3 separate regions of the Homo sapiens genome follow, and regions 2 and 3 are each linked to region 1. A link is a loop called in an ENCODE intact Hi-C map of the cell type or tissue named here. Cell type or tissue: GM12878. All regions are shown on one strand.

Region 1 (8,000 bases):
CTTGCTACTGGGCAGTGCAGGTCTAGACATCACACTGTCTCCCAAAGCTTTTTTTATTTTTTAGCTGTCTCTCAGATCAGGGACTGATATTCTTCCAGTCTCTGGCTCTGCCACTCACTGGCTGCATTTCTTGGGACAGGTCACTCAATCTCTCTGAGCCCTTGAGACGGGGATGATAGTGTCTGTCTCTCCGGTTTATTATAAGCATCAAAATCAAATGTCATATAAAGCAAAAGCACCTTCTAAGCTGCAGAGTACTGTAAAAAATGAGGGGCGACTGGGGATTTGGCCATTACGAGGAGATAAAGGGTAATTTTTTGCAGCAGGGTAGATAGCTGTTGACACCAACATCGTCTCAGCTGCAGAGGTCTCCTCTCTGTTTTCCCAGCTCCAGCTTCTGTCCCACTCTCGACACTGTAGCCAGAGTAATTTTTTTTTTTTTTTTTTGAGGTGGAGTCTCATTCTGTTGCCAGGCTGGAGTGCAGTGGTGGGATCTTGGCTCACTGCAACCTCTGCCTCCCGGGTTCAAGCGATTCTCCTGCCTCAGCCTCCTGAGTAGCTGGGACTACAGGCACGTGTCACCATGCCCAGCTAATTTTTGTATTTTTAGTAGAGACGGGGTTTCACCATGTTGGCCAGGATGGTCTCGATCTCTTGACCTCGTGATTTGCCCGCTTCGGCCTCCCAAAGTGCTGAGATCACAGGTGTAAGCCACCGCGCCCGGCCCAGAGTGATATTTTAAAGTAAAAAATCAGTGTATGACTCCACCCACCCCTTAAAACTCTCCAGCAGTTTCCCTTTTCCCTTAAAATTAAACCCAATTCCTTATCTGAGCTGCAAGGCTCTTCTGCTGCCTGCTCCTATGCAGGGGGTCCTGCTTACCCCTCACTCATCCCACCCCCTCTTACTCTCTGTCCCTCATTCCCACCTTAGGATCATTGCATTTGCTGCCCCTGAGCTTGCTTTAGGAGCGCTGGCTCTTTCTTTTCATTCAGACCTCCATTTACCTGTCACCTCCCAAATGAGCCTGTCTTGGGCCATGTGGTCTGAAGTGGCCATCTAGCCAGCCCCTCTCGACACAACACCTTATTGAAATCCTCTGCATAGCACTTCTCATTGTCCAATATTCCACTTGTTTATTAGTCTAGTCTCCACGACTAGAGTGTAATCAGCATTTGAGGGGGGATTTTGTCTGCCTTGCCCACCTTGTCTCCCTAAGGCCTAGAACGAGCAATGCCTGGCACATAGCAGTAGGCACTCCATGAATTTCTGTTGAGTGAATGAATGGCTGAATGAACACATCTACCACCCTGACTGCTGGGAATACTCCAAACCCAGTGGAACACCTAGACCCTTTGCACAGATAGGATACCTGTAGCCACTGTGCTACATGTGCTGCCATCTTGGCCCTTTGCCTTCTGCCTTGAGAGATTGGAGGAATTAGGAGGGGAACACGTGCTTTGTTATGTGAAAACATGCATTTCCTCCGAAGTCCCTTAATTCCTGAGAGTTGGGAGAATAATTAAATCCCATTTAATGATTCAGTGTTATCTCACACTTTGGGTTCTGTTGTAATTATTAAGTAGGATCAAAAATAAAACGTCCAAATATCATAATTAACTTTCAGATCAGAACAGATGTCAGCTTGGGGAGTACTCACACCTCTGGGGCAAGTCTCTTTTTCTTCTTCCTGCAGCTGCCTGCCTGTCCCTCACCTGTGTCTCCCCTCCCTTCATCAACTAGACGTGCATCCTAATGTGGTAGGAGTTATTAAGAAATTATTTTAGGCAGATAGGAAAAGGGGTCCTTGGAAAGTTTTCCTCTCTTAAAGCAGCTCCAGAAACATTTCTTGTCTAGCAGGAAAGCCCCAGCTCTTAGAGCCCACCGGCAACCTTTGATATGCAAATGCAGGCCATTAGAAAGTGGGTCCACCCAACATGGCGATTCCCACTGTTGTCCTCTTGCCCTTGCCCCTACATGTGCCTGGCAACATGGCCGCCCCCATATATCCCCATGTGTGTAGAACATCATGGCGTTCTGCATTTGCATATTAAAAGGGCAGGGTGGGAGGGCCAGTTTTTTCGTGGGCTACATGAATGACACGCCTGGTCAAACCACTCCCCTGAGGCCTATGCAAATCAGACACCATCTTCTCCAGCCTCTTCATATACCCGGCTGATTTCTGCTGCACTTGGGGTCTCCTTTCTCGGCTTTGGAGCCCCCCCATCTCTGTACAGGGGAGCTGCTTCCTTCTGGCTCCTCCTTTCTTTCTTGCCTATCAAACTCTCTGCTCCTTGAAACCACTCCATGTGTAGGCCGGGCGTGGTGGCTCACACCTGTAATCCCAGCACTTTGGGAGGCTGAGGCAGGCGGATCACGAGGTCAGGAGATCGAGACCACCCTGGTTAACATGGTGAAACTCCGTCTCTACTGAAAATAGAAAAAGATTAGCCAGGCGTGGTGGTGGGCGCACCTATAGTCCCAGCTACTCGGGAGGCTGAGGCGGGAGAATGGCATGAACCCAGGAGGCGGAGCTTGCAGCGAGCTGAGATCATGCCACTGCACTCCAGCCTGGGCAACACAGCGAGACTCCATCTCAGAAAAGAAAAAAAAAAGAAAAACCACTCCGTGTGTGTCCATGTCATTTTATCTAATTTGACTCGAGACGAAGAGCCCTGGTGTTCCTCCACTCATCAGAGCCGTGTCACTAATCCTATTTCTCTGCTCATGTGGTCAACATATATTCACTGAGCATTGCTTAGTGATAGACTTTTATGGAGAACAAGAGGGAGAGAGAGAACTCCTCCTCATCCTTCAAAGCTTAGCACAAACTTCACCTCTATTTACTGGCTTCCTGGGTTCTTTTTTTCCCCACTCTGTGGGAGTTGGGTTCTGCCTTATTCCGTATGGGGTTTGCACCCAGTGCTCAGTGGAAGACAGGCTGGACACGTGCATGTCAGTCCCCCCAACCCCACCCATGCCGACTGCACCTTGAGGATCATGCCTGCCTTGTGTCATCATAACCCAGTGCCTACAGCAGAGCCTGGTACTTACTAGGTGCTCAGTAAATATTTACTGGTGAATAAAAGTTCTTATTCATTTCTCTGTCTCTAAGAATGAGTCCATCGTTGGGCTCAGTAAATATCTGGAGAATAAATGAGCAAAGGAGGTATCTTCAGATATGGAGAGAAAGAGGGAGTGAGGCAGGGGAGAGGGAGGGGAGAAGCGGGCCAGGAGGCCAGGAAGGGAAAGGACTAGGGGTCGATGAATCAGCTGGGGCGGCCAAAACAGAGTACCGCACACTAGGCGGCTTAAAGAATAGAAATTCACTTCTCACAGTTCTGGAAGATCATCAGGGCAGCTTTCTTCTGAGACCTCTCTTGGCTGTAGAAGGCTGTCTTCTCCCCGGGTCCCCATGTGGTCTCCCTCCTGTGCGTGTCTGTGTTCTAATCTCCTCTTCTAATAAGGATACCAGGCACGTTGGTTAGTGCGCACTGTCATTACCTCACTCTACCTTAACTACCCCTTTGAAGGCGCTATCTTCAAATACAGTCGCATTCCGAGGTACTGGGATTTAGGGCTTCAACATACGAACTTTCACGGGGACAAAATTTAGCTGCAACTGGGCCCAAGGCCCCTTCTGTTACTATGATGGGGGCGGAAACTGAACCAAAAGACTCTAAGAGAGGAAGGGATAGTGACTTTTAGGCTGCATGGCTGGGGACAGTGATGGTGGCGTCTTCCTCCTCCTTTGGTTTCTCCGCTGCTTCCTCCCACATCTTTGACACTGGACAGTCACGCTGAGCTCGTTTCTGGTCTTGCCACCAGGGGGAGCCAGAGCTCATATTTCTGGCCCCACTGCAGGAAGCCAGACCTGCTGGGGCAAGCCAGGGGCTTCCCACCCGGTCACTGGCACAAATCCAGGACCCCAGTTCAGAGGCAGCAGAGTGGTACAAGCAGCCCTGTCCTGAATGTCTAGAGTCCTGGGTTGGAGGGGACTCCGTGGGTGCAGCGGGTGTCCTGAGGCTTGTCACTTGTCAGCATTTATAAGAGAGTGAAAGATACAGGACTGGGGAAAGGGAAAAGATGAGCCGCGATGCAATTAATGATGTAATAAACAGAAGCTCAGTTCTACCAAGGGAAGAGACTTTGCTTATGGGAAGCCACGACAGCTGGTCAATACATGCCACTGTTCCTTCTCGCCTGTTACGTAAGTTACCACCTTCCCACCATCGAATCAGAGGGCAGGGGACAGATGACATAACCTCCTGCAGTCCCTTCCAGCCCTAGTCCTTGGTGCTGTGAAATTGTGCAGTGTGGAGTTTCTAGTTGCTATAGAGTTGGGACAGACTTTAACTGTCGAAACTTGGGAGAAAGTTGTCCCACATTGTGTTCCTAAATAGACCAGTCACTGGATACAGATATCCCCTTGGGGAAGGGGGCAGGCATGACCTAAGACAAAGCCACTCCCTTCAACCCAGTGCAATTCCAGGAAAGGGGTCATGAGCCATCCCCAATCCTGGCAGCTGGGGGAAAGAAGAGAGAACCCCAATCCTAAAGGAGAGAGCTGGGTAGCACACAAGAGTGTCCACTACATACATTCACCACCTTTGATAGAAAAAGATGATTTGAAGGACTTGGCAAGAAGCCACAGTAAGGAGAATATTATGGCTGTTTTGATCATAGGATGAATATCTATAAGATTTAATAAGATACCAGAGTTGGGATGAGCCTTAGAGTTCATATAGTCCAGAGAGGTCTAGTGGCATGTATATGGCCACCGTCCCAGTCTTGGCCATAGCAGACATCCCCAGTGGAGCACAGCCATTCTCTGAAGAGTCCCGTGTAGCCTCCAAACCCTTCTCAGCATGACCTTCAGGCAGCCAGTCAAACAACACTGACCTGCAGAAGAAAACTTACTCCCTCATTTTCCAGAGGAGGCCCTGCTTAGAGGAGTTGCTTATTCCCCAGCACACAGTCAGTTCTGGAATGAGACCGAACTGGGATGGGACCCCCGGTGTTCTTTGTGACAGTGCCTGTCTCACTGGATACGTGAGTAAGCAGCAGAGACTCAGCTCCATCCTCTTTTTGAACATCTGCCTCACCACACAAGGCCATAGCAGTAGGCCTACTGGATCTGCTGAAGTCCTCGCATGCCCTGCTCTGACGGCCCTGCACAAGGAGCGGGTGGTTTGTACCTGTGCCAATTTCTATCATCCTTTCAGTGGGTTAGCAAGAGCTTAGAGTAATCTGTGGCCGAGGCGCCAGGAGGCCCTTCATTAAGCATTATGAGATAATCCTGATTGTATCAAGGAATCTTTCCCTAACTTGGGAGAAAAGAAATTGACATGCACAAAAAAGGCAGGGGAAACATCCAAAGCTGTCATCGTCTGTCATGCTGCTATTTTTATTCCTCTATGACAGCTGGAGATTATGGCCAGATGTGGTAGCTTGGCAGCCCCCTTGCAGAATGCCAGCTGGAAGGGGGTTAGGGAGCAGGGGGCAGAGCCCCTCTGTTCCACAAATGGGGGGGTGCCCAGAGCTGACAAGTGACAAGCCCCAGGACACCCACTGCACCCACCGAGTCCCCTCCAACCCAGGACTCTAGACATTCAGGACAGGGCTGCTTGTACCACTCTGCTGCTTCTGAACTGGGGTCCTGGGTTTGTGCCAGCGACTGGGTGGGAAGCCCCTGGCTTGCCCCAGCAGGTCTGGCTTCCTGCAGTGGGGCCAGTGCTATCAGCTCTGCCTGCATTCACATCTCCATCTCAGGGTCAGTTTCTAGTGAGCCCAATCCAAGAAGCAAGCTGATTCCTGCATGTCAATGACCTGGGTCACCTGGGTTTCCAGGCTTCCTGTTCACAGACCTTTGAGAGAAGCTGATCAACTGCCTGCACAGCCAGCCAAGGGAAGAGACCTTGCTTAGGAGAAGCCACGACAGCTGGTCAGCAGATGCTGCAGCTCCTTTTCAGCAAAGTTACCTAAGTTAAAACCTTCCCACCATCTAATCAGAGGGCAGGAGACAGATAAAGTATCCTCCTGCAGTCCCTTCCAATCCCAGTCCTTGGCGCTGTGCAATTGTTCAGTGTGGGCTTGTGTGCTGCAGTGTAGACTGGAGACCCAGGTTCTGATTGCTGCTCTGTTACTAACTTGTATGACCAGCGGCAAGTCACTCCGTCTGTCTGAGAAAACGGAAAACTGAAGGGACCAGTTGGATATTTGGCTTGAAAACTCACCTGCAGCCCCTCCACAATTGCTTCCCCGCAGTTCCCCATCACTTGTTCTTACTTAATCTTACTTCACTGCCCAATATGTAGAGGAGATTGCGGGGGAGCTGCTCTGCTCCATGAGGGATGGCTGGCCTGGAGTCTGACCTACTTGTCCTACGTAATCCTGCCTGAAGATGCCCCCAAAAGCCCTCTGAGGAGCAGGGTTTAAAGATTATTGACCAGGCTGGGTGCGGTGGCTCACGCCTGTAATCCTAGCATTTTGGGAGGCCAAGGCGGGTGGATCATCTGAGATCAGGAGTTCGAGACCAGCCTGGCCAACATGGTAAAACCTGACTCTACTAAAAATACAAAAATAACCCAGGCAATTCTCCAGGCTCAGGCAGGAGAATCGCTTGAACCCATGGGGCACGGTGGGGAGGCTGCAGTGAGCCGAGTTTGTGCCACTTCACTCCAGCCTGGGTGAAAGAGCGAAACTCTGTCTCAAAAACAAACAAACAAACAAAAGATTATTGACCAGAGGGTCTTCAAGTCCCTCCAGTATATACTCCTGTATTAGCTTCCTATGCCACTCAAAACTTGGTGGATTAAAACAACAGAAATTTATTTTCTCATAGCTTTGGAGGCCAGAGTCTGAAATCAAGGTGCCGGCAGGGTTGTGCTCCCTCCGGAGGCTCTGGGGAGACAGCATTCTGTGCCTCTCTCCTAGTTTCTGGTGGCTGCTGGCGACTTTGATGCTTCTGGGCTAAGTGGCCGCAACATTTCAATCTCTGCCTCCATCTTCATATTGTCTTCTCTTCTGTGTGTCTGTCTGAAATCTTTAGATTTGGGGCCCACCAGGATAATCCAGGATAATCTCCTCTTCTCAAGATCCTCTACTTAATAACATTTGCACAACCCCTATTTTCAAATAAGGTGCATCTACAAGTTCCAGGGATTTGGTATCTTCTGGGGGCCATTTTCCAGCCTGCCACACCTAATAGGGGTGGAGTGAGTCATTCCTGGGAGGCCAAGCTGCTGGCGGGAGACATAGCCTATTGTTAGGGCTTCCTAGGCCAATCCAGCATGAGAGCTGGGGGCAGTCTGGGTGGAGGTCAGCTGTGTGGTCAGAGTGGGTCTTGTCTTCCTTCCCTGCCTTCATCCCTCTCCCTGCTTCTCCTGCACCCTCTGAAGAAGAGCTATGTTGTGCATCCCTCAATTTTCCTAAAATGGGATTCCAAAGACAAAATGGTCCAGAGACAGTTCTGGTTGGGGGGGCCCAGTCTGGGTCACCATTCGCCTGCCAGTCACGGTCACTTGCAAGTTTGTCCCCAAAGCTCAGCTCCCTTTTTGACACGCGTTATGAATTCAGCTCATTTCTGGATCATGGCCCTTCTGGGGAATAATAGAACATAAAGAAACCTCTTTCTAAAGTTTCAACACTTTTCATAAATCAATAGTCTAGTCAAAAGTCAATGTTCTTTTTTGGCATTAACTTTTATATCAGTCAGAGTTTGGTTAGAAAAACAGGAACCTCTCTGCGTTCCAGGCATGAAGGTTATAGGGGCTTATGGGACTGCGGGAAACGGGGGCTGACAGAATGGCTGGAAGATCCGGGGTGTCAGAGGTTAGAGGAGCTGCTGCCAAAATCCAGGGACATTGACACGGCCAGGAACCTGGGCCTGAAGTATTGAAGCTGGTGGTTCTCACAAGCCTGCAGGAAGTTGCTGCAACGCTTGAGGATCTCTAGAAGCTCCTTCCAAGTGCTTTGGTTGGAAGCAGCAAAACCAGCAG
Region 2 (8,000 bases), 110 kb after region 1:
CCTGGCTGGGTCAGCTTCCCTCTTCTGTACAACCCCACTTCTCTGTATCCCTCAGCTCTCGGAACGTTCTACTACTATAGTTTCCATAAGCTGGCATGCTGTTTACTTGTGGAATTCCCCTGCACCGTGAGACCCTTGAAAGCACACGGCTTACTCATCTTTGCCACTCTATACCTAACACAGTAGCTCGCACATAGCAGGTGCTCAGTGAGCGTCCGCTGAATAAAAACACACGTGTTAGCACATGTGTTTGCGTTATTTTTGGTTGCATGTCACAGAATACAGAAATAAGTGTCTTAAAAATAGGAATTTAGTTTTTGTCATGTAAATGGAGTCCCAGTATTGTCAGGCCAGGGCTGGAGTGGCAGGTCCACTGTTATCAAGGTCTGCCACCTCAGCGTCAGCTTCCAGCCACATGGTTGCCTCATAGTCCAAAATAGCTGCTGGAGCTCCAGACATCAGGTTTGCATTCCAGGTAGAAAGGAAAAAGGATAAATCCCTCAGCTGGGTTAGCCTCTGCCAAGAGCCCTTCTGGCGGGAACTCCATTCGATAATTTTCTCTTTCATCTCATTGGTCCCCACTCCTTGCTTAGGTGAAAGCAGGGCTCAAAAATGTGTTTTTTCACATGTGAACATTGCTGCTTTAAATAAATTGGGGTACTGTGGATTAAAAGCAGACACATGAATATTGGATCCACAGCCAGCAGCCTGCACTACTGCTCATAGTTGGGAGTTACAATGAGTAAGTCCCCCAGAAACCTGGAGAAAGGAGGTTTGGTAATCCTTTCAGTGACAAAGTAATAATAAACACATAATACACTGAAGCAGAGGTGGCTAAAGGCAACTTAGTGAGCCACAAAGTCTGTAACCTCTCAAGAATGTGTCAATATGAAAGGAATTGTCAGCTGGGACATGGAGATCCTGGGGCACAGAGAAAACCTACAAACGGGCAAATGTAGCAGTGCTTCTTCCCTACCCCTGGGGTCAGGGACTACAGCCAAGGGGAGAACTTTAGCAAGTAGACGTTAGTTATTTTGATTCCACTGGGGATGTGCGTGTAACCAATTGCATATGAATTCTAGCCTGCTTCACCATTTTGGAGTACAAACAGCTGTAAAACGAAACAGCTCAAACCCTCAGCTCACTAATGTGAGCATGCTGGGACTCAAACAAAAATATAGAACACAGCAGGCAATAGTGTTATGAAGGAGTAAAAAAGCAGAGTAAGGAGATGAGAATGGGAGGGGAAGGTGCCAGATGGGGAATGGCAGTGTCAGGGAAGCAGCCCAGAAAGAACTCAAAGATAGAAACCAAGATGCTGAATCCTTTTCCCAGCTCTGCTGTTGACTTGCTCGTGTGTGGGTAGACAATGGGGTCTCAGTTTCCACCTCGGTGGAATGGGGCAATGGAGCTGGTGACCAGAAGAGTGCAGTGATTGATAATAACATGGACAGTCAAATGGGTGTTTCCTGCGTTTGAATTCCAGCTCAACAGTTACTGGCAATAACTGAGCAAGAAACAAATCTCTCTGAATCTTGGTTGCCTTGTCTGTAAAATGCGGATGAGAGCAGTTACCACGCAGGTGTGTTTTGAGGTAGCTTAAATGAGGCCATGCAAATAAAGTGCCTGCACGAAGTTGGTGCACAATTAATAGCAGTTTCTTCCTCTGCAAACTCTGACTTCAACCAGGAAGAGCTGTCCTTTCTGGACAATCTGCTTCCAGCTGTCAACGCCGCTGACTGCGGACTCTCTTTTGCAACCTGTCTCCCTGGTGACAGTTACTATGATTATCTCAAAAGTTCAGCACTACCACCCTTTTCACGGAAGGCCCGATGTGCTGCTGTCTGGAGTCCTTTAAACCCACGATTTATTAGGTTGTTGTCCCTGATGATTTCTCAAATGAACCCATAGATTAGAAATGTTAATAAAGCATCCCTGGGGTCTTCAACTGATAACTTGTGTTATGGGGTCCATTTATGAACCAATGATGGTCAATTGACACTTCCACTGCATCCCCATCCATCAGGATGCAAATGGCCCTTGGACTCGTGCTCTGGGGGTTGAAAGGCAATGGCAGCTGGATTATGTGGCTCCAATGATGTGGGTCTTCCTTTCCTCTGCACCTGCAGGCTCCCTCTATTGTCAGATCTATGACTAAAATATACTTGACATTCCTCTACTCCCCATCTGCATTCCAGAGCTTTCGCTTGGTGGATGATGCATGCATGGATTTATTCATTCACTTACTCATTCCTTCCTTCTTGCCCACTTTCCTTCCCTCCTTTGTAAGGTTTACTGAGGTACCTCTTACCTTTTTGGACAAGTCTATAATTGTATAAATGATAAACATGAAGGTCGTGATGATTTTTAAATATCATATCTGTTTTTCAATATTAATACATGCCAGAAACTCCCTTTTCCAGAGGAGGAAACTGGGGCACACAAGCAATAATATAACTTTTTCTTTTTTTTTTTTTTTTTTTTTGCAGTTGCAAGATTTAATAGAGTGAAAACAGAGCTCCCATACAATAATATAACTTTTTCAAGATCAGAGAGGTTAAGTGACTTGCCCAAAGGCACACAGCAAATAAGTAGGGAAGCCAGGGAACTTTGCGCAAATTATTTTAACACTGTGTGCTTCAGCCTCTTCTTCTGTAAAATGGGTCTACTGATTGAACCTGTGTCACAGGGCTGCTGTGAGAATTGAACATAAAGGGCATAGAACAGTGCCGGGTCTGCAGAAAGCCCTCAGGATGCAGTAGCAGCTGCTATCAGCACTATACCTAAAGTTGACCATTTAAGTTAAAATCTCCCAAAAACCTCATGAGGAAAAGGAGGTCCAGAGAGGTGAGTAACTTGCCCAAGGCCACACAGTTAAGAAACAGAGAAGGTGGAATTTGAACCCAGGTCTGTCCTGCTCTAGAGCCTATACACTTAAAAACCGCTTTATCTTCCAGTGCTCATTGAAAAACCAAAGCTAAAAGTGACTATTAGAAACTGCCTTGGGGTTTTCAGTGGAAGGTTAAGTTCCTTCACTTGGGGCATCAGGGAAGACTTCCTGGAGGAAGGGGCACTTGCACAGTCTCTGAGATGAGGGGATGGAGAATGTGCTGTGGAGATGGGGATGTCAACCTAGGGGAAAGCCTCACCTGGAGAAGAGCTGCCATGAATTTGCTGGGGTTGGAGGGAGGCTGAATATTCTTGCCATGGACTCTGGACTCTGGGCCTGGCCACTGGGAGGGCCAAACCTGGCCCATCCTCTTGTGCCTGCTCTCAACTGACCTACGTCCAGCTTTTCATGACCTAATAGAGGTGGGGATAAAACAGTGTTTCCCTCTCAGCTGTCAAGAGCTTGAGATGAGATGAGGCCACTGAACTTCACAGGTGTGCAGTGAATGGCGACTTGGTGACTTGCATGATAGACCTCATCATGGTTGCAAACAGAACCCTGCAATTGGAGCAGCTCTTTGTTTGATGAAGGGAAAGAGGAACAGGGAAGGCGAGCACAGGCAGGAGCTCTGAGGGACATGGGCTGAGGAGCTGAGTGGGCGGGTCTATCATTGCCACGAAGGGGTGGTCAGCTAGTGCGGGGTCACCAGCAGAGGGACAGACCAGAGAATAGGTAGCATGACAGAGCTTCTCTAGGAGGTTTTCTCTATAGAGGGCAGTGCAACCCATCTCTCACTCTGGAAAGGTCTGCTGGTGCTGCTAGAACTTTCTGGAAATTGCAGTATTTACACAGTGGATTTTTTTAGTAGAAAAGGCCTGGAGAGCCCATTAACCCAGATGGGGAACTGCAGCCCATGAGGAGAGGCCATTTCCCCAAGCCCACAAGGTCAGTTTGTGGAAAAGCCAAGACCTGTGGCAACTGGGTCTCTTGATTACTGATTTTGCAGCATAGAATATTCCAGAGCTGGGGGACCCCTTGTGGAGGCTGATGGCAGCGTCAACCAGTGGCTAAGGCTCCAGGCTGCCAAGGTCAGACCATCTCAGCTTCACCTCTTCATTCTGCTGCTTGCTGTGAGCTTTGTCTGGTTACTTCTTGGGACTCAGTTTCCCTCATGTCTTCAGTGCGACTAACAATGCCTATGTCACAGGCCTGCTGTGAGCATTAAATGAGATCATATGAGGCCAGCACAGTGGATGCTGTGGCCGTTTCCATGCGCCCTTGCCTTGGGTTGGGGCAACTGATCGGGCTCCAGGCCTCAGCCCAGATTGACCTAAACCAGGAACCTATGAATGATCCCTGCCTCCTTTTCCTCACATCCCACACCCACTCCATCAGCAAATCCTGCTGGTTAGAACTTTAGGTATATCCTGAATCCCCCCACTTCCCACACCACCTTGGCGGCCCCTGGAGTGAGCCAGGTGCATTCCTCCTGGACAACCACACTTAGGCTCTCTGCCTTCTTCTTTCTCTTCAGTCTGTGCTCCATCCAGCTGCCATATCTGTCTCCATATCTGTCCATTCCTGGTCAAAAGCCTTCCCTGACCCCACATAAAGTCAGATGGCCCATGAGACTCTGTAAAATCTGATCCTCATGGGCTGTCTTCCAGTTACACAGACCTGCTGGCTCTTCCTCAGAACACATCAGACGCACTTTCATCTTTACACTTGCTGTTCCCTCTGCCAGGAATGCTTTTCCCTACATAGTCTCATGGCTCATTCTTCCATTCCTTCCAGTCTGCCCAGACACCATCTTCTCAACCAGGCCCACCTTGCTCGCTCCTGCTCTGGCATTCCTGATCCTCCTTTTCTTTTTTTCTTTTTTTTTTTTTTTGAGATGGAGTCTCATTTTGTTGTCCAGGCTGGAGTGCAGTGGCGTGATCTCAGCTCACTGCACACTCTGCTTCCCGGGTTCAAGCGATTCTCCTGCCTCAGCCTCCCGAGTAGCTGGGATTACAGGTGTGTGCCACCACGCCCAGCTAATTTGTGTATTTTTAGTAGAGACAGGGTTTTACTATGTTGGCCAGGCTGATCTTGAACTCCTGACCTCAGGTGATCCTCCTGCCTCGGCCTCCCAGAGTGCTGGGATTACAGGAGTGAGCCACGGCGCTCGGCCTCCTTTTCATTTTTTATAACACTTGTCTCCTTCCAATATGCTATTTAATTTACTTACTGAGTATGTCCATGGTCTAGAGCTTATCCCCCCACCATCCCTTCCATCAAGCTGAATTAGAGGCCATGAGAGTCAGGATTTTTTATCTCTTTGTTCACAGCTGTATTCCAAGCATCTAGCACAGTATTTGGCACAACAGATATTTATTGATCAAAAGAAAGAAAGAAAGGCTCTTGCTTCAGTTTTTCCTGGCCTGGGTCACCTCTCTGGCCACACAAGTATGAATGTATTTCTTTCATAAGCTTCCAGTTACCCACTGGAATATCAGTTCCGTCTGTCTAATGCCAACCTTATGAGTCCCTCATCCTGTTAGCTGATACCAACCTGTCACTGAAATATACAGCTAAATATAATGAAAGTGAGTTAATTGTATATTATGTTTAACACTATTTTATTAGAATTAAAATTGTGCACTAATTTTTAGAGTGAACACAGAATGAATCACATGTTCCTCTTTTTGGTAGAATTTTTCTGACAAGATGGTGTAATGGTATGTTAGGACAACCTTCACTTCTTATTATATTTTCATAGCACAACTATAAAGAGGGTCATTTTTTTTTTTTTGCAAAAATGCTTGAGGGTTTCGTAAGTTTTCCTAAGGGCTTTTTGTAGTACTTTGATATTGAAATCATTCTCTTTTGAGGTACTTATTCATTATCCTCATTGATTTTTCTCTTTATTAATTATTAACAGGCCTAACCCTTCTACATAGCTACTAATAACTAGCATTTTTTGAGAGCTCACCATGTGCCAGGCTCTTCATATGTGTTCATGGATTTATTTTTACTACAACTCAACGTGGTAGGTCATATTGTGGTACACATGTTTTGTTTGTTTGTTTGTTTTGTTTGTTTGTTTTTTTGTTTTTGTTTTTGAGGCAGAGTCTCACTCTCTCACCCAGGTTGGAGTGCAATGGTGTGATCTCGGCTCACTGCAACCTCTGTCTCCCAGGTTCAAGCAATCCTCCTGCCTCAGCCTCCCGAGAAGCTGGGATTACAGGCATGTACCACCATGCCCGGCTAATTTTTGTATTTTTAGTAGAGACAGGTTTTCGCCATGTTGGCCAGGTGGTCATGAACACCTGACCTCGGGTGATCACCTGTCTCGGCCTCCCAAAGTGCTGGGATTACAGGCGTGAGCCACCGCGCCTGGCCTGTGGTGCACATGTTCTAAGGAAATTGAGGCATAGAGAAGTTAAATACCTTGTTCACAGATGTGCAACTAGGAAGTGGGGAGCAGGGACTTGGATCCACACCGTCTGCTGCTTAACCACTCATTTGTCAGAGACTTCGTGTGTGTCCCAAGCCATACGCTAATAGCACTTTCACTGATCTCATGTGAGATTTGCATTTAGAAATAAGGTTAATCTGCATTTCTTGTGTAAACTATTATGGGATGTTAAGGTCCCACAGTCTGTAAGACCGACTGATGATTGACCCAAGGGTGTGATGAGCCGTGATAGAGATGCGTAAGTGTTAAATAGGGTGGGACATTTGAGCAAGCTGGCCACTTCATTATTAAGTTTGGCCATGGAAAGAATTGATGTTTGGCCGTGGAAGGAATTTACTAGGGATACCTAGAACATGAGAACTGCTCTAGGGACCCCTAGTAAATTCACAACTGTATGTTTAGAGTGAAAGCCCAGGCCTCACCCCAGGCTGTATCCTGGATTCATTCTTCGCCATCATGAAAAGCCAATCACCACAGTTTGATGGGGCAGGGCCAGGGCTGGGGACAAAGGGTGAAGGTGGAGGCGTCAAATTAACATTTGTCAAATACAAACTCTGTGCTAGGCCTTCTGGGAGATTTAATTAGTCTTTACTACAAGCCAAGGAGAAAGGTATTATCATGCCCATTTTACAGATGAAGAAACTGAGGCATGGGGGGGTGAAGTCACTTGGTCTAGGCACTCAGATCTAGGTTCAAATTTGGGTTGGTGGGTCTCCAAAACCTAGGCATTTTGCACCGTCCTGCACTGCTTCCTTAAGAATGCAGAAAGATTAACCGAGGGGGGACCGTGGAGACGGATGGTACCGTTTGGTTGGGAGGCGGCCAGAGTGGTGGTAAAGGCAGGAAGTGAGATCGATCTGGCCACAGTCTACCAGCATCTGTTCCCATTGGCTGCTGCCTGGGTTCTCCAATTCCTTACAGTTGGAAACAGACTTGTTGTTTTCTAGGAATGAAAAGGAAGGATGGCTATCTGATGATTTCATCACTGCTACTTAGGAAAACCCCAGGATACTCCCCAATTTAGGAGCTGCGGCAAAGTCGCTTCTTTGCCATCTCAGAAATGTCAGGTTGACCAGATGGAGAGGAGCCAGAGTGAGGCAGAGAACACAGCGAGTTTTCCAGCAGAGCCCCGCAGAACGTAGAGGGAGTGTGTCTCTTGATTCATGTACCAATTACACACAGTGTATTACATTACAAGGCTAACAGGAAATAAACCAGAGCAGCATCTGTCTGCGCCAGGGCCCACACACGCCTCTGGATTGCTCAGTCCTGGCTGGCCACCTCCTGGCCTGGCCCCTGGAAGCTGAGGAAGTGGATTATATTTTTGGCTCATCCAGGAATCGTTTTCAGGGGGGCCATGCGCATTGAACAGCCAGTCTGTGTCGGTCAGGAGACCCCTTTTCTGTCCCTATGGCTTTCCTAGATGGTTTGGGGTTTAGGTCCATGTGTAGGGTCTTGGCTAAAGAAATAGAAGATGGGCCAGGTGCAGTGATTCACACCTGTAATCCCAGCACTTTGGGAGGCTAAGGCAGGCAGATCACTTGAGGTCAGGAGTTTGAGACCAGCCTGACCAACATGGTGAAACCTTGTCTTTACTAAAGATACAAAAATTAGCTGGGAATGGTGACATACACCTGTAATCCCAGCTAC
Region 3 (8,000 bases), 730 kb after region 1:
TAAAAGGGCAACATGAGAGATACTTGTGGTATTGGAGCTGTTTGTTATCTTGACAAATGTGGTTGTCAGTACACAAGTTGTCACACGATAAAATGGCATAGCAGTTAATAAACGCATAAAGATGGGCAAAAGTAAAACAGGAAAAATCTGAATATGATCAGTGTATTGTATTGATGTCAATTTCCTGGTTGCAACATTATACTATAGTTTTGAAAAATATTACCACTAAGAAAAATGGCACACTGTGCAAGGAGTCTCTCTGTATTATCTTTTACAACTGCATGTGAATCTATAATTATCTCAATCAGTTTCAACTTTTTTCAAAAAAATTAAAAATAAAATGCATGGCAGGCCATATTTGGCCTGTGCACCATGGTTTTCAGCTCCAATCTGGAACATCATTTCTCAACCATGGAAGCACAGTAAAATTACCTAGGCCAGGTGTGATGGCTCACGCCTGTAATCCCAGCACTTTGGGAGGCTGAGGCAGGTGGATCACCTGAGGTCAGGAGTTCGAGAGCAGCCTGGCCAATATGGTGAAAGCCCATCTTTACCAAAAATACCAAAATTAGCCAGGTGTGGTGGTGCATGCCTGTAATCCAAGCTACTTGAGAGGTTAAGGCAGGAGAATCGCTTAAACCAGGGAAACGGAGGTAACAGTAAACCAAGATCATGCCACTGCACTCCAGCCTGGACAAAAGAGCAAGACTCTCTCTCAAAAAAAAATAAATCACCTGGGGAGATTTTACAGACAGAAATGTCAGGCATGGCGGCTCACGTCTGCAATCCCAGCACTTTGGGAGGCCGATGTGTGCAGATCACGAGGTCAGGAGATCGAGACCATCCAGACCAACATAATGAAACCCTGTCTGTACTAAAAATACAAAAAAAAAATAGCTGGGTGTGGTGGTGTGCACCTGTAGTCCCAGCTACTCAGGAGGCTGAGGCAGGAGAATCGTTTGAACCCAGGAGGCAGAGGTTGCAGTGAGCACAGATCACGCCACTGCACTCCAGCCTGGAGAAAGAGCGAGACTCTGTCTAAAAAAAAGAGAAAAGAGGAAAGGAAAAAGGAAAGGAAAAGGAAAAGGAAAGGTCTGGGGTCTACCCCAGACACTTTGCTTTTAATTCATTCAGGCTGAAACCTAGGCATGTATATTTGTTCAGAGTTCCCCAGGGAATTCTAATCACGTTGGAGAGCCATCGATCCTTTGAATATAAAATGCCACTTTTGTTTTCTCTTTTATCCTTATTTCACATTTAATGAGATACCAAAACCTAGAAATCTGCCCATATAAAAAATTTTAACTTTTCCCTCCTATCAAGACTACCAGTGCCTCAACTCAGGCCTTCATCACCCATCACATGAACTGATATAACAAACTCTGAACTGCTTGGTTTGTGTCCAGTGCTTCCCCTTGAAATGACCTCTAGTGGTATTTTCAAACTGCATAAATGATCGTGGCACTCTTTTGCATAAAATCCTTTGTAAGTTCCACTTTGCCTGAAAGAGCCCATCTCTGCTCTTTCATTGGGCCTATTTAATCTAGCCCCTACCTACCCACTTCCTCCTCCTCTCCATCCTATTCAACTTCCCTCCCACTCATACTGCACTTCGCATACTCTTTGGACACTCCTAGCCTTTTCACAGCTTCATACCTCTATACATGCAAGGCCTAAAATCAACTTTTAAAAAACTTCTTCACTGGGAAAAATTCCTACTTTTCTGTCAAGACAATCCTTTAATGAAGGCTTCTCCAGGAAGAGCAGCTCCTCACTTCTCTAGACTTCTCACCATCTCACTTCACTCACACCATCTTTCATCAAGTCCATCCTGTACACTAGGTTGTATGTTTCTAAAGGCCAGTGGCCAGGCCTTATTCAGCTCTATATTCTGGGTGTTTAGTACAGGATTTGGAATATAGTCGCATTTTTAAAGGGCTGAAATAATTGAAATAAGGAAGTAGAGTCAAGATTAGAACCCTGAAACTCATACTCATCCTTGTGTCTTTTTTCTTTTCTTGAGATGGAGTCTCACTGTTGTCACCTGGGCTGGAGTGCAATGGCACCATCTTGGCTTACTGCAACCTCTACCTCCTGAGTTCCAGCAATTCTCCTGCCTCAGCCTCCTGAGTAGCTGAGGTTACAAGCGCCCATCACCATGCTTGGATAATTTTTGTATTTTTAGTAGAGATAGAGTTTCACCATGTTAGCCAGGCTGGTCATGAACTCCTGACCTCAGGTGATCCACCCGCCTTGGCCTCCCAAAGTGCTGGAATTACAGGTGTGAGTCACCATGCCTGGCCTCATCCTTGTGTCTTAACTATCATTAACTTCAGGAAGTCTTTTCTGAGGCTCACAAAGGAGGTGTGCTACCGTCTAAATATTTGTGTTCCCTCAAAATTCAGAGGTGGAAACTTAACGCCCAAGATGATGGTGTTAGGAGGTGACACCTATGAGGAGGTGATTGTCTCATGGCAGCAGAGCCCCTGTGGATTGGATTAGTGCCATTATAATACAGGACCCAGAGAGCTCCCTCACTCCTTCCACCATGTGGGGACTCAGTGAGAAGATGTGGTCTATGAACCAAGAAATGGGCCCTCAATAGACAAAAAATCAATGGGCATCTTGATCTTGGACTTCCCAACCTCCAGAGCCATGAGAAATAAGTTTGTGTTTCTTATTAGCTACCCAGTATGTGCATTTGCCATAACAGCTTGAGTGGATTAACCTGTAGCACTATGTGTTTTCTACTGTAGCACTATCACATTTTCTGCTATAATCACTGAATTAAATGTCTGTTTCCTAACAGCTATAAACTCCATGGGATATGGAGTTCATTCATGAGATACAGATATGTTCATTGCAGCATTTTTCACAATAGCCAAGATATGAAAATAATCTCAGTGTCTGTCTGGATCATTGCTGCTTATTGCTTCAGACCTAGTGCCCAGTACACAGTAAATGCTCAATAAATGGTGGTTTCATGAATAAATGCATGATTTCTCTTTAGTGATCTTTTAGCACATAAATTTTTCCTCTTTGCTTCTTACCCTGGAACTACAGCTTCCCTTTCCCAACACCATTTCTTAGCAGCAGGAAATACTATTTCCAAGACAAATTGTTGAACCATCTGTCCTCTCCTTACTTGAGGAATGTCTTTGCTGCCTAAGTGGTGGGGAGGTGACAATTCATGACCAATCTGCTTTGTTAGGATTTGGATGTGACATCACTCTGTCTGCTGAGCCCACAATAGTCACAATCTCAATGGTCCTTAGGACCTGATTACACTAATTACACAACATCCTTTTGTAGAGGAAATGAGGATTTGAACTAAATGTGAGGGATCCCAACAGGGCGGGTGGCTTTAAAAGTGTGATGTTATCACGTGTGCTATGCAAATTGCATTTGGGTTGAAATACGAGTTCTCTTCGCCTGACTCAAAAGCGCTGGGTGAAAACATCAGAGTTACTGTAAAATATGGTGACATGCCAGAGCTCACACATTATGCTGAGAGGCCTCTGATACATGATACAGCAAAGGCACTTCCCCTTTATTCTTTTATTCAGCGTTTGAGGGAGTTGCCAATCTAATAATAAATTCTTCTTCCCAGGAAGAAGACACCAAAAGAGGACAAAACAGCATTTTTGATTAAAAAAAAAAAGTGTGTGTGTTAAGAGAGGAAATCGTTTTGCATTTTTTCAGCTCCTTCTACAGAAGGCAGTAGCACTGGAAAAACACACACTCATTTATTGTCACAGCAGCAGAACAGCAGGGACTCCTCATTGTCTGTTTTTCTAAGGATGGAAAATGGAGCCACAGGAGAGTTCTTGAGTACAGCAAGACAGAGCAGGGACAAGATTGTAGAAATAGGATGTCCCTCCTGGAACCAGTAAGATTTTGGGAGGACAGCATCATTTGAAAGGACAAAAGAATGGCCAGTCTGACTGCCAAGACATATTCTGTTTTGTATAGAATGAGATGACTCACTTGTGATAATTTGAAAAACCTAAATAAATGGTTTCTAAACTTTTTAAAATTACTTAGCCAGTAAGTTTAAAAAAAAATTTAGGGAATGAATCCCCAACACATTTATTCCTGTTCTTTCCTCTCCATTTGTGAGGAAAAGATAAACTCCCTGAGGACAAATACTTTGCCTTATTCAATACTGCAGCTGAAGTGCCTAGAACGGTGCTTGGGGCATAGTGAGTGCCCAATAAATACCTTTTGAATGAAATAATAAACACATAAATAAATGCATGTATATTTATGTATGAATTGTATCCACATACTCAAACTAATGTATATTCATGTAGCAAAATACTATGCAAATTTTAATGCATATCAGAAGATGGAAACATTTAAATAAAGAGATACAAATAAATATGAACAGTAGTTCTTGTGATTTGTTTCCCCCGTACTTGCCCCAAAATATTACCATCTACTTCACTTTGGACTGGATGTAAAATTATTTTTAAACTTCAGTGTGAATATGAATTGCCAGGGAAGCCTTTTTAAAATGCATATTTTTATCTAGCCCTTCCCTCTCTCATTCCTCAACCTTTGCCTTCAGATTCTGATTTAATAGGTCTGGTAAAGCAAAGCTTGGAAATTGTATTTTTAACAAGCTCCAAGAAAATTGTGATGCAAGTAGACTTGGAATTACACTTCACACAAAACCTATTGTAAGAAAAAGTGTTGACTACCTGGGGCCTAAATCACTACATGTGCAAGCCCCTGCAGTGAGTTTGCTTTACCTTCCAGGATGATGCAGTTTTTTGGAGCTTGGCTTTTCAAATAGAAACACACACACACATACACACACCTTCTCCACAGTGTTTTGTACCCTAAGCGTCAAAACAAAAATCTAAGCTCACCTACAGCAATGTCTTGAGCGGTTTGGGTACCAGAGACATCTCAAAACCATGGACAGCTCCCAGGAACTTACCAGCCACCCACTTACCATAGCCTCCTAGGCATCATTCCCTGTTGTCTGCTGCCCCCTATCTGGGGTGTGCAAAGCAGCACATGTGCCTGTAAAATGGTGGAGTCAAGGCTCTGCTCCCTAAGACCCCAAGAGAACCTACACTGTACCTGAAGGACATCATAGTGGCCTCTCAATCTCCATCTACCTTGTGTCTTCTCGAGTGCTTCCTTCTCCAGAATGCTGTTGGCACTGAGCAGCAGTTCACACCAGCATAATTCATGGCCACACACAAAAATCATAATATGAAGGGAGTACCCAAAATATTACTATCTACTTCATTGGCAGATGAGAAGTAGACAGTGGGTGAGAGAACAGCACCCCAAGTGGGGGAACTGGTTGATCAAGGACATGGTGGCAAAACAATCCTACAAGCATGTAGTAAGCTCCTGTCATATGCCAGGCACTGTAAACAAGGCAATCGGATTAGGTATTTTTTTTCTTTCTTTAAACTTTCCATTTTTAAAAAATTTTAGACTTACAGAAGAGTTACAAAAATAGTAAAAAGTGTTTACATTCTTAATGTTAACAACTTAACCATAATTCAATTATCAAAATCAGGAAATTAACATATAAATAATTCAAGTCTGACCAGCTTTCCCCCAATGTCCTTTTTCTGTTCCAGAGTATAATCTAGAATTCTACATTGCACTTATTTGCTATGTTTTAGTCTTTTTCAGTCTATGACAATATCTTATTCTTTCATTGTATTTTATGAATTTGATGTTTATAATTTTTTATATTTCACATACTTTATCAGCAATTCATAACACTGATTACATACAATGAATTGATGTAACATGGTATTTTCTTTCTGTATTTCTAGATACAATATTCCCACAGTAATGGCAATAAGTACATACAAATGGATAATGTACTTTTTAATTTTTATATTGATAAGAAATATATATTATAATCCAATTAAAAATGGGCAAAGGACCTGAACAGAAATTCCTCCAAAGAAGACATACAAATAGTCAACAGGAATATGAAATGGAGTGCAACATCACTAATCATCAGGGAAATGCATATTAAAGCCACTAGGAGAGATCATCTTACTCACATTAGGATAGCTATTATCCAGGAGATAAGAGATAATAAATGTTGGGAAAGATGTGGAGAAAAGGGAACTCATGTACACTGTTAGTAGGAATGTAGATGTGGGTAACCATTACAGAAAACAACGTGGAGGCTCCTAAAGAAATTGAAAATAGAATTGCCATTTGACCCAGTGATCCCACTTCTGGTTATACACCCAAAGGAGATGAAATCACCACCTCATAAAAATATCATGCTCCCATGTTCACTGCAGCATTTTTCACAGTAGCCAAGATATGAAAATAATCTCAGTGTCTGCTGACAAATGGATAAAGAAATTGTGTGGTGTAGGTATGTATGCGTATACATATATATATATATATATATACACACAGACACACACACATATACATATATACACATATACATAATATACATACATACATACATATACATGTATGATTCCACTGTATGTATGCATATGTGTGTATATACACATATGGATTATATGTATATGTGTTTGTATGTATACATATACACAATGGAATATTATTCAGCCTTTAAAAAGAATATCCTGCCTTTTGCCACAACATGGATGAACCCAGACAACATCATACTAAGTAAAATAACCAGACACAGAAAAAAAATATTGCATGATTTCATTTGTATGCAGAATCTACACATTTTTTAAAGGTCAAATATACAGAGATAGAGAATAAAAGCAGTGGTTACCAGCGGCAGAGGATCAGGAAAGAAAATGAAGAGCTATAGGTCAAAGGATTTAAAGTAGCAGATTTGTAGAATAAACAAATCTAGATATATAAGATACAATATGAACACTATAGAACACTATAGTTAATAAAAGTGTATTGTATTAGAGATCTTTGTTAAGTAGATATTAGCTGCTCATTACAAAAATTATCTATGTGCAATAATAGATACATTAACTTGGTTCACTGTAGTAAGCATTTTACTATCTATACTTATAACATCATGTTGTAAACCTCAAATATACACAATAAAGGGATGAGAAATAACTTAATGTTTACAAAGTGCATTATTCAGGTGATAGTTACACTGAAAGCCTAGACTTCATCACTATACAATATATCCATGTAACAAAACTGTACTTATACCTCTTAAATTTGCACAAATAAAAAAATTATTTAAAAATACTGTATATATTTATGATGTACAACATGATGTTTGGAAATATGTATACATTTTGGACTGGCTAAATCAACTAACCTGCCCATTAGCTCACATACTTATTTTTTTGTCATGAGAACTCTTAAAATAAACTCCTTTAGCAATTTAACATGACTTCAATATGTTTAACGTGTAACGCTCAGTTATTTTGTAGAGTATCTCTCAATTTGGGTTTGTCTGACACTTCCTCATGATTCCTTTTTGAGGTTTGAGGTTATAAATTTTTGGCAAAAATATGACAAAAGTGATATACTCTTCCTGGTTCATCACATCAGGGTAATTTGATATCAAAATGACTTATTGGTGATATGAGCCTTGAGCATTTGGTTAAGGTGATGTCTGCTGAGTTTTGTTAAAGTTAATAGTTTTCATTTGAAATTGATAAATATCCTGGGAGAGATAGTTTGAAAATAATAATAATATATTGTTTCTTCTCAAACTTTTACCTACTAGTTTTTATATCTGTCAGTAGCTTATGCCTGTAATAATTATTGCTATGGTATTTGCCTAAAGGAGATTTTGTATTTTTCTCATTTCTTCATTATTAATTGAATTCTTCTGTAAGATAGAGCTATTCCATCTCCCCCTTATATTTATTTATCCAGTTATTTGTTTATGACACTATGGATTTAGGGACATTTACTTTATTCTATGAGTAATAATACAATACTATCCTCATTTATTTTGTTGCTTAAATTGTTCTAGCTTTGGCCATTGGGAAGTCCTTACAGTAAGCACCCATGTCATTTCAACATGCTCCATCCTTTTCTGA

Evidence for each region. Peaks named below come from ENCODE experiments on the same cell type or tissue, not always from the same donor. Only the 100,000 strongest peaks of a DNase experiment are listed, where the experiment ranks them.
Region 2: it touches region 1 in a loop (7-fold over the local background); 9 of 110 quality-filtered maps call a loop at or near these places.
Region 3: a loop joins it to region 1, with 14 times the contacts of the local background. A loop is called at or near these places in 24 of 110 quality-filtered maps.

The regions. Positions count from the first base shown.
Region 1 is chr22:35,146,534-35,154,533 of GRCh38, reverse strand. The region is part of intron 4 of LINC01399 (long intergenic non-protein coding RNA 1399); the gene reads left to right. Among named protein-coding and RNA genes, the nearest start is that of LINC01399, 81 kb to the left of the region's middle. RefSeq lists an enhancer at 5,791-5,840. In GM12878, a CTCF peak has its summit at 3,829 (motif pointing right); no DNase peak of the experiment used is centred here; H3K27ac peaks cover 2,101 bases.
Region 2 is chr22:35,039,376-35,047,375 of GRCh38, reverse strand. No RefSeq gene overlaps it. Among named protein-coding and RNA genes, the nearest start is that of ISX, 23 kb to the left of the region's middle. RefSeq lists an enhancer at 3,986-4,215. In GM12878, a CTCF peak has its summit at 3,938 (motif pointing left); no DNase peak of the experiment used is centred here.
Region 3 is chr22:34,411,984-34,419,983 of GRCh38, reverse strand. No RefSeq gene overlaps it. Among named protein-coding and RNA genes, the nearest start is that of LL22NC03-13G6.2, 210 kb to the right of the region's middle. RefSeq lists a silencer at 4,902-5,051. In GM12878, a CTCF peak has its summit at 4,994; a DNase peak (open chromatin) is centred at 4,963.